Linked DNA regions of Mus musculus: region 1 is linked to region 2. A link is a contact called in ENCODE Hi-C or POLR2A ChIA-PET data. All regions are on one chromosome and are shown on one strand. The core of a region is the stretch at or near the end of the contact, and the rest is flanking DNA. Distances in the headings are between cores, read along the strand shown.

Region 1 (6,070 bases), core at 587-3,086, 140 kb after region 2:
CAGGTGTTGCTCTTGTGGAAAGCTGTCCAAGACTTAAAATCAGGAAGTGTGGATTCAAGGGCTGCTTTTCAACAGCATAGTTAAGATATAGATATTCATCTCTTAATTTGTTTCTGTTATTCCTCACACTTCAGATTCACCTTGTTCAATGCCATTATGATCATAGACACCAGCAGTATATTTTGTCACTGTTTTTTTTTTTTTAGGTCAACTATGTAGTCTAGGCTTGACCTTGAATTCCTGATCTCTTGAAAACCTCCTGGGGCAGAAATTACACATGCACACTAACATCGACTGTAACAGCATCTTTTGTTTGCAAGGAACCCGTAACTGATAAACGTGTGCTTAAGCATTTGAAGAGTTGAGTGTGACTAGTTGTAGGGTAACATTGGCCCCCTGGCTCATGCCTCACTTGGCATCCCCTGATCTACAGTCTAGGAGGGAAGTCATCCCCTTTAGCACAGACAGGAGGATTTTTACCAAAGGCCACGAGGCTTCTTGCATTGAGCAAATGGTCACCTCAAAGCAACTGCTTTTTTTCTTTATTTTAGCAGCTTTACCTTCTAAGTACAGAGGTTTCTTCCCACTTCCTGTTTGTTCCCTTGTTTGGACAGATGCAAGATTTTGGTCTCAGGACTCAGAGCTTTGTTTTAGATGAAGAGAGGCTTCAGAAATCTCTTGGGTAGGGAATCCTTGTGTTAGGAGACTCTAGCTTTGCCTAAATAATATTTCCAGCTCCACAACTACTCAGACACTTCTAGAACTTGGAAATCTTTGTCACTTCGGATGGCAGGCTCCCACACCCCCAAATCACTTAATTGACTCTTCTTGCCCATGTACGACACTAATGGAAGTTTAGTCCTGCCTTATAGGAAAGCCTGCCACCAGGGCAGGAGGATTCTCTCAGGTTGTAGCTGCTGCTTCCCACAGCAAAAATCTGCACGAAAAAAATTCACCATTCCATCTTCTAGATGAATGTTGCTTTCAAGGTGATCTACAGGAATGGACCCATTTTTTGCTTTGCTACATGGATCCAGATGTTTTGTCTCCTGACAGTTTGCTCTCTAAACAGCATAGTATGCAAACTGACCAGCATATTTGAGTATGCTGAGTAACCTGATTAGCTAAACCAACAGACTTACTTCTAGACAATAGAAAATCGTGGAGTACTGCAGGGATTGCCTTACAAATCTCTCATGAATTTAAAAAAAAATACCTTGAATGTACCGTGTAATAAAGATTATTGGATAAATAAAACTGCCAGTGGCCAAAACCTCTCCTTCTGTAAGATGTGACTTAGGAAAATTAGAATGTCAAGAAATTGTAAAAGTTAGGAATGATAGCTTCTGAGAGAATCTTTGGGTCCAACCAACAGTACTGTGGTGGGGACAAGTCACAACACCAGTGTACAGGTATAATCAGGGATGAGTTTAATGTAGACAAAGTAGAGTCAAATACGTCTTGTCTACATGGACAGAAATATCCTCATAAAAATTATGAATACCATATTTACATATCCATACCATATACACTCAGAGTCTCTCTAGGTTAGGGAGTGAGAGAAAAAACAAAACAAAAAACCCTGCTCGTCCATACACACAAACGTTTTACCGCGTAGTTCTCGCTCCCACTTCATTTGCTAGCGCACCGGAAGGTTTACCTTTCTCTACACTGAGAAGGTGAAGCCGGGCGGAGTCTACCAGCAGCCTCACCCAGCGCCAGTCTACCAGGCGGCCGCCGCCGCTACCCCGCCTTCCCAGCGCCCCAGGTCGCCAAAGCAACGCTTTTAGCCTGAGGCGCGGCGGGGCACGTGACCGGCGCGTCACGTGACCGGTCAGTCGGCGTCCTCTCGCTGGGTGGTGTAGGCTGCGCGCTGACCCAGCGGCCCTGCTGCGTCCGGCCCGGGTCATGCAGGAAGCGGGCCGCGCGTGGAGCTCCGCGCCCACCTGAGCTGCTCGCGCCGAGGTGCGGCGTGGCGGGGCCGCGCGCTCCGGGCCACCAGGGGTGTGGCCGCTGGGAGGCCGCGACAGGTGGGTGCGCGGAGGTCTCGGGCCGGGGAGAGGCCGCGTGCTGCGGGGCGGGGTCCGGTCACCCTATCGGCGGGCGGCCGAAGGTCTCGGGCTCTCTCAGGTGAAGTCCTGCCCGGGCTGGGCTGTGAGGGCGCGCACCGGGCAACCCTCCCTCCCTGCCTCTGCTTCAGTCTCCGCGTCCGTCCGAGATGGAAGTGTGGATTCCTGGTGTCTGAGTGCCTGACGTGGCGTCTGGACGGTGCTGCTCTAGTAGAAGCGCTGGAGGCAAAGCGTAGGTAGGCTGCTTTACATTTTAATCGCCGCCCATTTGCTCGTCTTTAAAAATGTTTTTTTTTTTTTTTTGGACTCCTTCATCTGAGTCAAGTTTTTTTAAATAGGGAATTTATTAGGGGAGGATTATAATGGCTCACGTTCTTCTCACGTATCTTTAACGCAGCTAAACCTCCCTTAAAAAGAAAACACGCTTCTCTGAAAGCCCATTTGAAAAAAAAAAAAAAAAAAAAAACAACAACAAAGGAAGAAAGAAAGCCAGCCCTTTTCTGCTTCTTTGTCTCCCCCACGTAAAGACACACAGTGGTCATACAGCTGTCAAGATTTATTATGAAGTGGTTTTTTTTTTTTTTTTTTGTCGTTTTATGTTTTTGTTAATTTGATGATGTCTCAAGATACGTATGAAGTATGGCCCTTCCCATTATTTTTTTTTTTCTTTATTTTGTTCGATTATATGTTATGCAATTAGAGAAATAATAAATATATAACTTATCTCTTGGAAAAAACAGCAGTATTTCTGATCAGCCCCAGGAGGGACTGCAATCGTGCTTCTATATAGTAGACTTCACATGTACTTGCTTGGTTAGTTACTCAAAATGGGAGTGGAATACTTCATTTAGAATACTCAAATCACGTGCTGTGAAAAAGAATGTATGAACTATACATGGAATGATGTGGACACTTTTTTTTTTAAAAACTAAATGTTGAAAATCTGAAGCAAGAAAATTTTGCATTTTGAGAGATTCAGTGTGTGAGACCCTATGTTCAATAAAATCAAACGAAATATCCTGTTGGATGCAGTGAATGAGGGTATGCAGAGTGTGAAATTACTGAGGAAGTTAAAATAAAGAGCCATGTGTACTTTCCTAACTTCTTGTTTCTGGAGACTTTATTGATAAGAGATGTACTGAACTTTGATGTTAGCAGGGAAAATCGCTGGGCACGGTGGCGCACTGTGATCCTGGCAGTGGGAAGATAGAGGCAGAGAACACATTTTAAAAAGTTTGTCCTTTGTGAGGAGGTGGCTGTTGGTCGTCTAATGTCTGTGACACCCAGGTGAGGTACATTGTCTTTTCCAAGACAACTCCCTCCTTTACCTTCTCTTTAAGTATAGGCAGACGATGAAACTGTGTTGCATGTCTTGGCTACATCCAGGATTGTCAGATGAAACACACGATTCACAATTAAATATGAATTTTAGGTAAACACAAAATATGTGGAATGTACCTAAACTAAAAACAAATTTATCATTTATTTGAAGACAAGGTTTCCTTGCTTCTTGTTGCTAAATGTGAGTGTTTTAAGTCCAGCATGGCTATGTCATTTAAACCAGCATTAGGAGAAATTAGTTCAAGGCCCAGACAGGATGGAATAGATTCTCTTGTTAAGCTTCCCTGTTGGGGGCTGCAGATGTGGTTCTGTAACAGGGGGAACGCGTAGCACGCACAGGGCCTTTGTCCAGTCTCGGATAACAAAACAATCAACCAGTGGGAGCGAGAAATGAAGAGCCCTCTTTACTGTTGGGTGAGCCATCTGCTTGAAGGGCATCTTCTGTCACAGGAGTTCTGTCCCTCTTTTTCCTCTACCATGTTCTGTTTCTTCACTTTTCTTTCTGAGGATTAAACACAGGCTCTCACACAAACCAGGTAACTGCTCTGTGACTGGTTCTGCAGCCCACAGCCCGTTGTTTATAACGTCCCACGTGAGTACTGATTTCATGTCCCCTCTCTCTCCATTTCTCCCTCTGCTCCCACAGCTTCCTCTGAAACATATGGCCTCTTAGCCTCGTAGTCTTTATTATTGTTTTACATACACACATGAACACATGAATTCTGTTCCTTTAGTATTTCTTGTATGTATATGTGGTTAAGGCTGACCATTTGGGATTGGAGGATTGGGTAACCTATCAGGGAACTTATCCCTGGAGAAGATTGGTTTGCTCTCTCTCAGCAGCGATTAATTGCCTGTAGCTCTTCTTCCAAGGGTGGGGTCTTGTGAGATTTCCCTCATCCACATTGTTATATCAAAAGATGCTGCCATTGTTCAGGTCTTCCCTAAGAAACCTTACTGATGAGATTTTGTGGCTGCAGTGTCCCTGTCATACAGAAGACACTATCATGTAGCAGACAACCTGGGCATCTGGCTCCTCCATCTTTGCTCTCTGTCTTCTGATCTGTTCCCTGAATCATTGTGGTTGTGTTGTAGATCTATCAGTTAGGGCTGTTGTTCACCCAACAGCCCGTTATCTGCAGTTGGCTCCCCTTGTGGCTTTCTGTACTGGCTCCTGTCTGTCACTTTAAGAAGCTTCTGTGATAAGGAGGGAGACCTATACTTATTTGTGAGTATGATGGTATTTACAATGCAGTTAGAAATTATGCTGATTTACTAGAGCAGGTCCTTCTCTAGGGTCATAGACCTCACCAGTCAGGGGTAGTTGGTTAGATTTATAATATGAGACATTTTCCTCTCCTGTTGAGCTTGCTTTAAGTCCAAATAGATAGCTATTGGTTACTCTCAGCATCCAAGTGCTGGTTCCTTAGTTACTTTGCTATTGCTGTTAAAAGACATCATGACAAAGGGAACTTGTAAAAGAAATCATTTAACTTAGGACTTGCTTACAGTTTCAGAGGGTGAGTTTGTGACCATCATGGTGTACAGCCTGGCAATAGCTGAGAGCTTACATTTGATCCATAAGCACGAGGTAGGGGCGGTGGGGGTGGGGATGGAGGCTGTGGGGGGTGGGGGCATAGGCAGACTGACTGACTAGGCATGGTGTGGGTTTTTGCAACCTCAAAGTCCACCTCCAGTGACACACTTCCTCCAACAAGGCCACACCTCCTAATCCTTCCCAAAACAGTTCCACAACTAGAGACCAAACATTCAGATATCTGAGCCTATAGGGTCATTCTCATTGAAACCACCACATCTCTGTTGCACCTTTTGGAATATCTTGTCTTTCTGGTCATTGCTGTGGTTTGTAGGTGGTACAGTTGGATAGTATTGTTGCATCATTTCCCTCCATTGGCAAATTGCATAGCACCTTCCAGTACTGTGAGAGCTAGTCCTTAAGGAAGAGGTCTTCACAGCTAGCCTAATTCCTCCAAGTCCTGTGTCAGAAATATGTGCCTTCTTTAGCAAAATGGAGTTACTTTCAAACTTTGGGAGGTGATCAAGAGCAATGGCAATAGCCTGCATTGTTTTGGTAGTCTCTTGGGCTCTCCTGACTAACCACTCCAAAGGATTCTTTCATGATTGTCACTGGAATTTTTGTTAGGTAGTCTGTAGTTTTTGAGGGGGAGTGTTGTTACCCCAAGTGGAATAACTTTGTTTAAGTACACACATATATATGCACATGCATTTCTACACATTATATGTATTTTATGTATTATGTGTATTTTAAGTAAACAAAATAATCTGCTTTCCCATGGCTTTTTCAAATGTCCCTGTGTGATTTATTTCTCCTCCCTCTCCCTGTGGATTGTCCTCGTTTTCCCAGGAATGTTTGTTGATCTTCTCTTTTTTTACTATTGATCTGCATGTCTATTTTTGAGCCAAGATCATGCTGTTGTATTATGATAGCTCTGTAATATACTTGAAATCTGGAGTGGCAATCCCTTTGATATCATTCTTTTTGCTCAGAATTGCTTTATTTTGTAGGATCTTTTGTGGTTCATATGAATTTTAGAATTTCCCTCCTATTTCTGTAAAGAATAGCGTATGGGGTTTTTATTGAGATTACATTGAATCTGTAAATTGCTTTGGTAGAATGG
Region 2 (6,612 bases), core at 2,149-4,648:
TTATATATACAAAAAATGCACACTATTTTCTGAGCAGTTTAAAGGGTTGTCAAGTACAGTTTGCACTCTATGTGAGTGATTTTTGTCCACACACCAATGTTGAAGCCTAAGCCTGGAATGAGGTACAACCACCTGCAGGTTCCCTCCCAGGTAAAAAGATCAATCTCACAGAACGAATATTGTAATAGTTACATTTATAACAGCATAGACTACCTGGAAGTCATGAATTTTTTTATCATTAAAGCTGTTCATATATAGGCTAGAAAACCACTCTGAACATTTAAAGAAAGCAACTACGTGAGAATTATTTTTTTTTAACTTGTAAGATTTTATAATAACTAGGCATGGTGGTGAACAGACAGAAGCTCTGAGCTCTTCAAGGCCAGCTTGGTCTACATAGCTCTAGAATAGCAAGGGCTACAGAGAGAAACCCTGACTCAAAAAAAAAAAAAAATCTCAGCCGGGTGTGGTGGTGCATGCCTTTAGTCCCAGCACTCGGGAGGCAGAGGCAGGCAGATTTCTGAGTTCGATGCCAGCCTGGTCTACAGAGTGAGTTCCAGGACAGCCAGAGCTATACAGAGAAACCCTGTCTCAAAAACACAAAAACAAAAAAAATTCTTTAACAAGATTTTTTACAATTGATGGGGAACAGCAATAAACTAGTGGAATATAACAGGATGAAAAGACCCAAAGGTTGGGCCAGTGAAATGGCTTAGTGAATAAAGGTGCTTACTGCTAAGCCTCCTCTGACCTCCACACACATGCCATGCTATACATGGAGTACATACATACATACATACATACAGGCACAAAAGCAAGAAGAGCATGGTGTATGGGGACTTCGATGCAAGGAACATGGTCATTTCTTCACACTTCCACCTGTCAGAAAAGCTCTTCCATCTTTCAGGCCATAATTCAAGTTCTCCCTAGCAAGGCTTCTCTCAGCAACCCTCCACCTAGCCCCTAGTTACTTGTCACACTAGTGTTTTCTTTGTTTTGTTTGTTGTTTGTTTGTTTTTATCATAATCCTCATTAGGGACCTGCAAACTTTTTCTATAGAAATCTAGTTTCAGCTTGCCCCAGGTTTCTAAGTGGCTTGTAAACCAAGATTAGTTTTACATGTTTACATGGTTGAAAGAGGAAAGGACGAGCATTTCATGATATGTGAAAATTCAAACTTCAGGGTCTAAGTTTAACTGGAAAATAGACATGCCAGTTTACTTTCTGTCTGTTGCTGCACATACTGAAACAATAACTGCATGGCTACAACAGAGGCTGTGTGCCTCAAAGCTAAAATATTTACTTTCTTCTTCACAAACAAACAAACAACAAACCCAAAGCGCTTACTGCCTGCTGTCCTCTAGTCACTGAAATGGTCATGCCTGCTTATTTGTTGTCTATGCCTCTGCTCCACACCCAGAATGCAGCTCACTGAGGCAGAAGCCTTGTTCTGTTCCTTTATTATAATCTAAAAAGAATTCTGGGCCAGAGTAAAGGCTCAGTAAATATCTGGTGAATGAGTGAATGGTTCATAAATGTTCTTGGGTTTATGCTTTCTCCTATAGAAAAGGGCTATCATTCCAGTAGAGATGAACCAAACAGTTCAAATTGCTGGTGTTCACCAACTAGTCCAAGACACTGAAACTCCAAGAGGTTTATGCTCATGAAAGACTCAACAACTGAGAGGTGACATAACACTGTCACTGTTTGTGCTTCTGTTTATCTTAAGATGCAAATACTCTGAGAAATCTCATTTCCTATACAGAGTACATGGTACTGATATCCCGTCAAGTCTTTAATAAGCGTCCATAATGACAAGATATCTAGATCATGTGCTAATGAATTTTTAATATCTAGAATTTTCCTATGGGGCTCATCAACTATCTAGTCTGTAAGCAGATGAGAATTCTTTAGAAATTAAAAGGTTACCACCCACAAACCAGAAGCAGCTTTTTAATCTTTCTCTACTAGCCAGAGAGTGGGTGTGTAAGTTCAAAAAACACAACCAATTCTGTTGGTGGAGGGCAAGGTACTGTTGATCTAAAATCCCACCTCTAAGTATCTCTGTTACGAGACACTGATAAAACTACCACCCACTCACAATTTCAGTCTCAATCTGTAAATGAAAGTTGGGGGGTAAGACCCCAGGTCCTGGAGGATTTTATATCTTACCATTTCTATTAAGGTTTTCCTCCAAGCTTTGTGACAATTTCTTTATGCAAATTCTATACACTCAAAGACAAAGGTTTAGTTTAATTTCTAAAATTTAAGATACAGGACAGGGAGAGGAACAAATCAAACTTGTGCTATATTCTAAAGTTGTTACCTGCTTTTTCAATCTTGGGGTTTTTACTGTGTTTGTTTTCTTTCTATTTTTCTTTTTTCCTTAAAAGAAAAGCCAATTTAGGAATTCCAGGGACGCATGTGCACATGGATCTTTTGACAACTATGTCAGGCTATGACAACAACCATTTTAGAAGGGGTGCATGGTAGTCGTTTTTTTTTTTTTTCCAATAAAACCTAAGCCTGGACATTGGTTATGATCTATGAAGACTAAGGTAAAACGTGACACCAGAGCACAGAGAGATATTCTCCAAGAGCTCAAGTGGGCTACCTCCAGAAGCCCCAGCAGCAGATCCAGTAGGGGAACCTCCATCAACGCTGTCCAGGGATGGAGTGGGACAGACACTGAATCACTGGACCAACACCGTCCACACTTTGGCTGAGGCTGAAATCTCAGGTTTTGTAGCGAAATGCATCTCACTGCGGGCCCCCTGCTCTCCACAAAAAGGGTTAATAAAGGGCATCCTAACCACCTAGACTCCCATCTCACCTATTCTTCGCAGGACAGCGGGTTTCCTCCTCCAAGTTAAACCACGAGTTCAAAATCAAAACAAAAGGTGCAAGACTGGTTTCAGGTGGCAAGGGCTGACTTTCGGTGGCCAACTTATGGGTACCGCAGGGCCGGACGAGGGAGGACTCTCAGACCTCGGCTAGCCAGGAGGCCTTGGGCCTGGGCGCGAGTCCTCACACGCCCCTCGCTCAGCTCTGCCCAAAGGAGAGCGGGGGAGAGTGCCCGAGCGGGGGCGGGGGCGGGGGTTGTCCCAATGACAGGCAGAAGGCCCGGAGACGCGGGGTCCGGCCGGAGGCCCGGGGCTTCGGCGCCGCCAGAGCGACCAGAGGTCCGATCCGCGCCAGGCCTCGAGGAGGCCCCGCGACCGCGACGGGCCGCGCTAAAGAGATCGCCCGTCCCCACCCACGGCCTGGGCCAGTCCTACTCACCGGTGGAGAGACGACGGACAGCCGGCGTCTCCGCCAGCGCCGCGGCTCGGTCTCCAGCGCCGGCTCCTGCAGCTGCCGCCGCCGCGCCCGGTCCATCCCCACCCCGACCACCCCCCCCTCCCGGCCCGCCCCCCGCGCCGCCTCAGCCGCTGCCGCCGCCGCCTCCGCCGCCGCTGCCACGGCCCCGGCGCGCGAGCGCGAACCAGCGCGAGGGAACGACAGCTAGAACGAGAACGCGCACCCCGTCGCCACAGCCGCCCACAACCTCCGCCTCCCGCCGACAGCGCATGCGCAAGGCGGTGCCGAGCGGGACCGCGCACGCCGTGGGGGCGTGACCCGACCCAGAGGTGTAGCCACGCCTCAGGCCCACCCCCCCACGCGGGCGCAGGTCAAGTAAGCGGAGGCGCTGCAGGTGGTGCGGCATCCTCCGCCAGAGTTTTTCCTGACCGTTCCTGCAGTTCAGACGCTGAAGCATTTCAGCATCTCGGCTCTTCGACTCCTCGGCTTGTCGTTCTTTAGCCTCTCAACCCCTCGGACCGTGGGCTCTTCAGCTTCTCGGCTCTTCCACCTCTGGACCCCACGTATCCTCAGCCCCTTTCTCTGCTTTTCGGGTGCCCTCAGAGCCTCAGTAACTCAGGCCAGCTGTCCTGCTAAACAGGCTAAAGCTAATTTCTGGGACCCACTCCTCCGAGTCGCACAATTCTCTCTACCTTGACTCCCAGGGCCTTCCAACTAGGGACTGGCTTTAGGTCAATGACAAAACCCCTAGTAGCTCATCTCTTTAATTATCGGGATGTCTCTAACTCAGTCGTCCGTCACTAAGATGGCAAAGCTTCTTCCGGTATTGGAGGATCTGTGAGTGGAAAACGGTAATAAACAGAGTCCATTGGCTCGTGAAGTTTGAAAGCTGATGGAGACCAAATGGGCGAAATGTAGTTGGGGATGATGGAGCTACAGTCCAATTTAACAATCCTTAAGTTGCAAAGAGTGCACTGGGGTGAGGACACGGCCTGGCCAGAAGGGGAGCTAAGGGGCTACTGGTCAGGGTGCTGCAGTCAGGACCTAGACTGCACGTGAAAAGAGGTAGATAAAAAAGGTTTGGGACTTCTGAGAGTTTCAGGAAGCCTTTGAGCTTTTCTTCAGCCGTGGTTGCAGGGCTAGGAACTTGATTATTATGTCTGATTTTAAATTATTATGCAGCCATGTGAAAAGTGGCCTGGGTGAGGGAGGTCATTCAGGAAGCAACTGGCAAGATGGTGAAAGCAAGGACGCAGTGTGCTCATAGAGAAAAACATTGGGAGTAAAATGGATATACATTTTGATAAATTAAAGGAAAGGTGAAGGAGAAGGAGGTGGCAGGGTTGACTCAGATTGGAGGGTGGTGAGGATGAGCTTGCACATGTAAGGGGCAGCATGAATAAAGCCACCAAGGAAAATGATCAGAAAATGAAGGCTAAGCATGTATGCCATTGTAAAAAATAATAATAATAAGCTGATTTTAAAAAATGGGTGATAAACCTAAAGATAAGACTGAAAAGAAAGAAGAAAATACAGAAAAGTCTTTGTATCCCTGAGTTAGGCAAAGATTTATTTTAAAGTCATGAACCATGACATTATTTGATAAGTTAAATTTTATCAAAATTCATGTTGTTTATAAACATTTGAGTAATTAAAAAAGCAAATTACTGATGATAAATGAACTCAGAAGTAGAGTATATCCAATGAAAGTCTTGTCTAGTCTAGGAGATGTAAGGCCTTTTCTTTCAGGGCTGAGGATTGAACTGGCCTGCTAAGTAAGTGCTAAACTACACAGTTACCTCCTCTGCCCGAAATAATAGGACAAACAACCCAATAAAACAGTAGGCAAAAAGCTTTGGTAAGTATTTCACAAGATGTAAAAATGGCCATTAACCAACAAAAGGTAACATTTTACTCATCTAGGGATTTGCAGATTCAAACTACAGTATCCACACTGTCATTTGAGTAGCTAAAATTAAAGACTGGTAACCTACCTGTTATACTTCTCTCCTTAGCCATACTTAATTTTTAAAAGCAAAAGAAAAGAAATAAAAAGCTAAATGTCTTAATGAAGAGACACCAAAACAATTCTTTTTTTTTTTTTTGAAAATGTTAGCATTTAATTAACCTCCGGTGTGGCTTTTAAGCCACCAGAACACAGGCATCTCCAACACCCTTAATCTTCTCCTCAGCTCTTCTGCTGAAGAATTTGGCCTTCACGATGACAGGTTGCTTAGGGAGCTTTCCCTTGCCCAGAACTTTGTAGTAGCCTGATCGAACAACATCAATGATGGGAGCAGCTACAGTCCTGTTTTTTGCTGCATTGACCCGCGTCTGCTCGCTGACCAATGTCCACAGTTTATCCAGGTTGACTGTTGGGCAGAAGCTCTGGTTCCTCTTCAAGTGGTAATGCCTCATACCAACTTTCCCAAAGCAACCTGGGTGATATGTGTCAAAGTTGATCCTGCGGTGATGCCTGCCTCCAGCATTCCCGCGGCCGCCTGGGTGCTTGCGGTGCTTACGGATGCGGCCGTGGCTCACGTGGCCTCGGAGTTTCCGGGTCTTCCTCAGTCCGGATGGCATGGCGGTGGCAGAAAGGGAAAAGGGACCAAAACAATTCTAAGAAAAGAAAGTATTTAATTTAGGTTTGCTTACTGTTTCCAAGGTTTAGTACCCTATCAGCAAAGCAGGTAGCAGACAGACTTCCTCCAATAAGGCCACGCCCACTTCAACAAAGACACCTCTGAATCCTTGCCAAGTAGTGCTGCTAACCCTCAAACATTTCACATGCGCAGTACCATTCAGAAACCACTGTTAGCTTGCGTTGGTGGCATATGCCTTTAATCTCAGCATTAAGAAAGCAGAGGCAAGCAGATCTTAGGGAATTTAAGGCCAGTCTAGTTTACTAGTGAGATTTTGTCTAAAAAAAAAAAAAAAGTATAGTCAAAGTTGACTAACAAATGTTATTTAATAATACTTTCTATAGGAAATAAACATGGAGAGACTAAAGACTTAAGTTGTTGCTCACATATGTCAGAACTTTCACTAAATCACTGCAAAATCTGTGAACACTACTCTGGGTAATTTTATAAGAAGATTTTGTTCGAATGTATGAATGTTTGCCTGCACATATGTATGTGCACCCTGTGCATGCCTGGTGCCTGCAGAGGCCAGAAGAGGGCATTATATTTCTTAGAACTGGACTTTAAGATATGTCAAAGACCAGCTTTGACACCTAAAGTAAACTGAGGCAGGCAGCGAGGCATGGCATCAGTGATGGGGTCAGGGCTGAAAACAGCGCTAAAAGGAGCT

What was found. Hi-C counts contacts between places; a loop is a spot of excess contacts on that map. ChIA-PET counts read pairs that join two places held with the same protein, here RNA polymerase II (POLR2A).
Region 1: a loop to region 2 is called in a map of T-helper 2 cell, with 2.6 times the contacts of the local background. The contact joins the promoter of Marchf8 here to the promoter of Tmcc1 in region 2. A Hi-C loop is called at or near these places in 1 of 37 maps with a recorded cell type or tissue (T-helper 2 cell). POLR2A ChIA-PET finds 5 or more read pairs at or near these places in 1 of 5 experiments (Patski).

Annotation. Positions count from the first base shown.
Region 1 is chr6:116,336,186-116,342,255 of GRCm38, forward strand. It overlaps Marchf8 (membrane associated ring-CH-type finger 8), which reads left to right and starts at 1,837. Exons shown (of 8, transcript NM_001302383.1): 1 at 1,837-2,030; 2 at 2,201-2,305.
Region 2 is chr6:116,189,976-116,196,587 of GRCm38, forward strand. Tmcc1 (transmembrane and coiled coil domains 1) reads right to left here and starts at 3,399. Exons shown (of 6, transcript NM_177412.1): 1 at 3,283-3,399. It also overlaps the pseudogene Gm8213.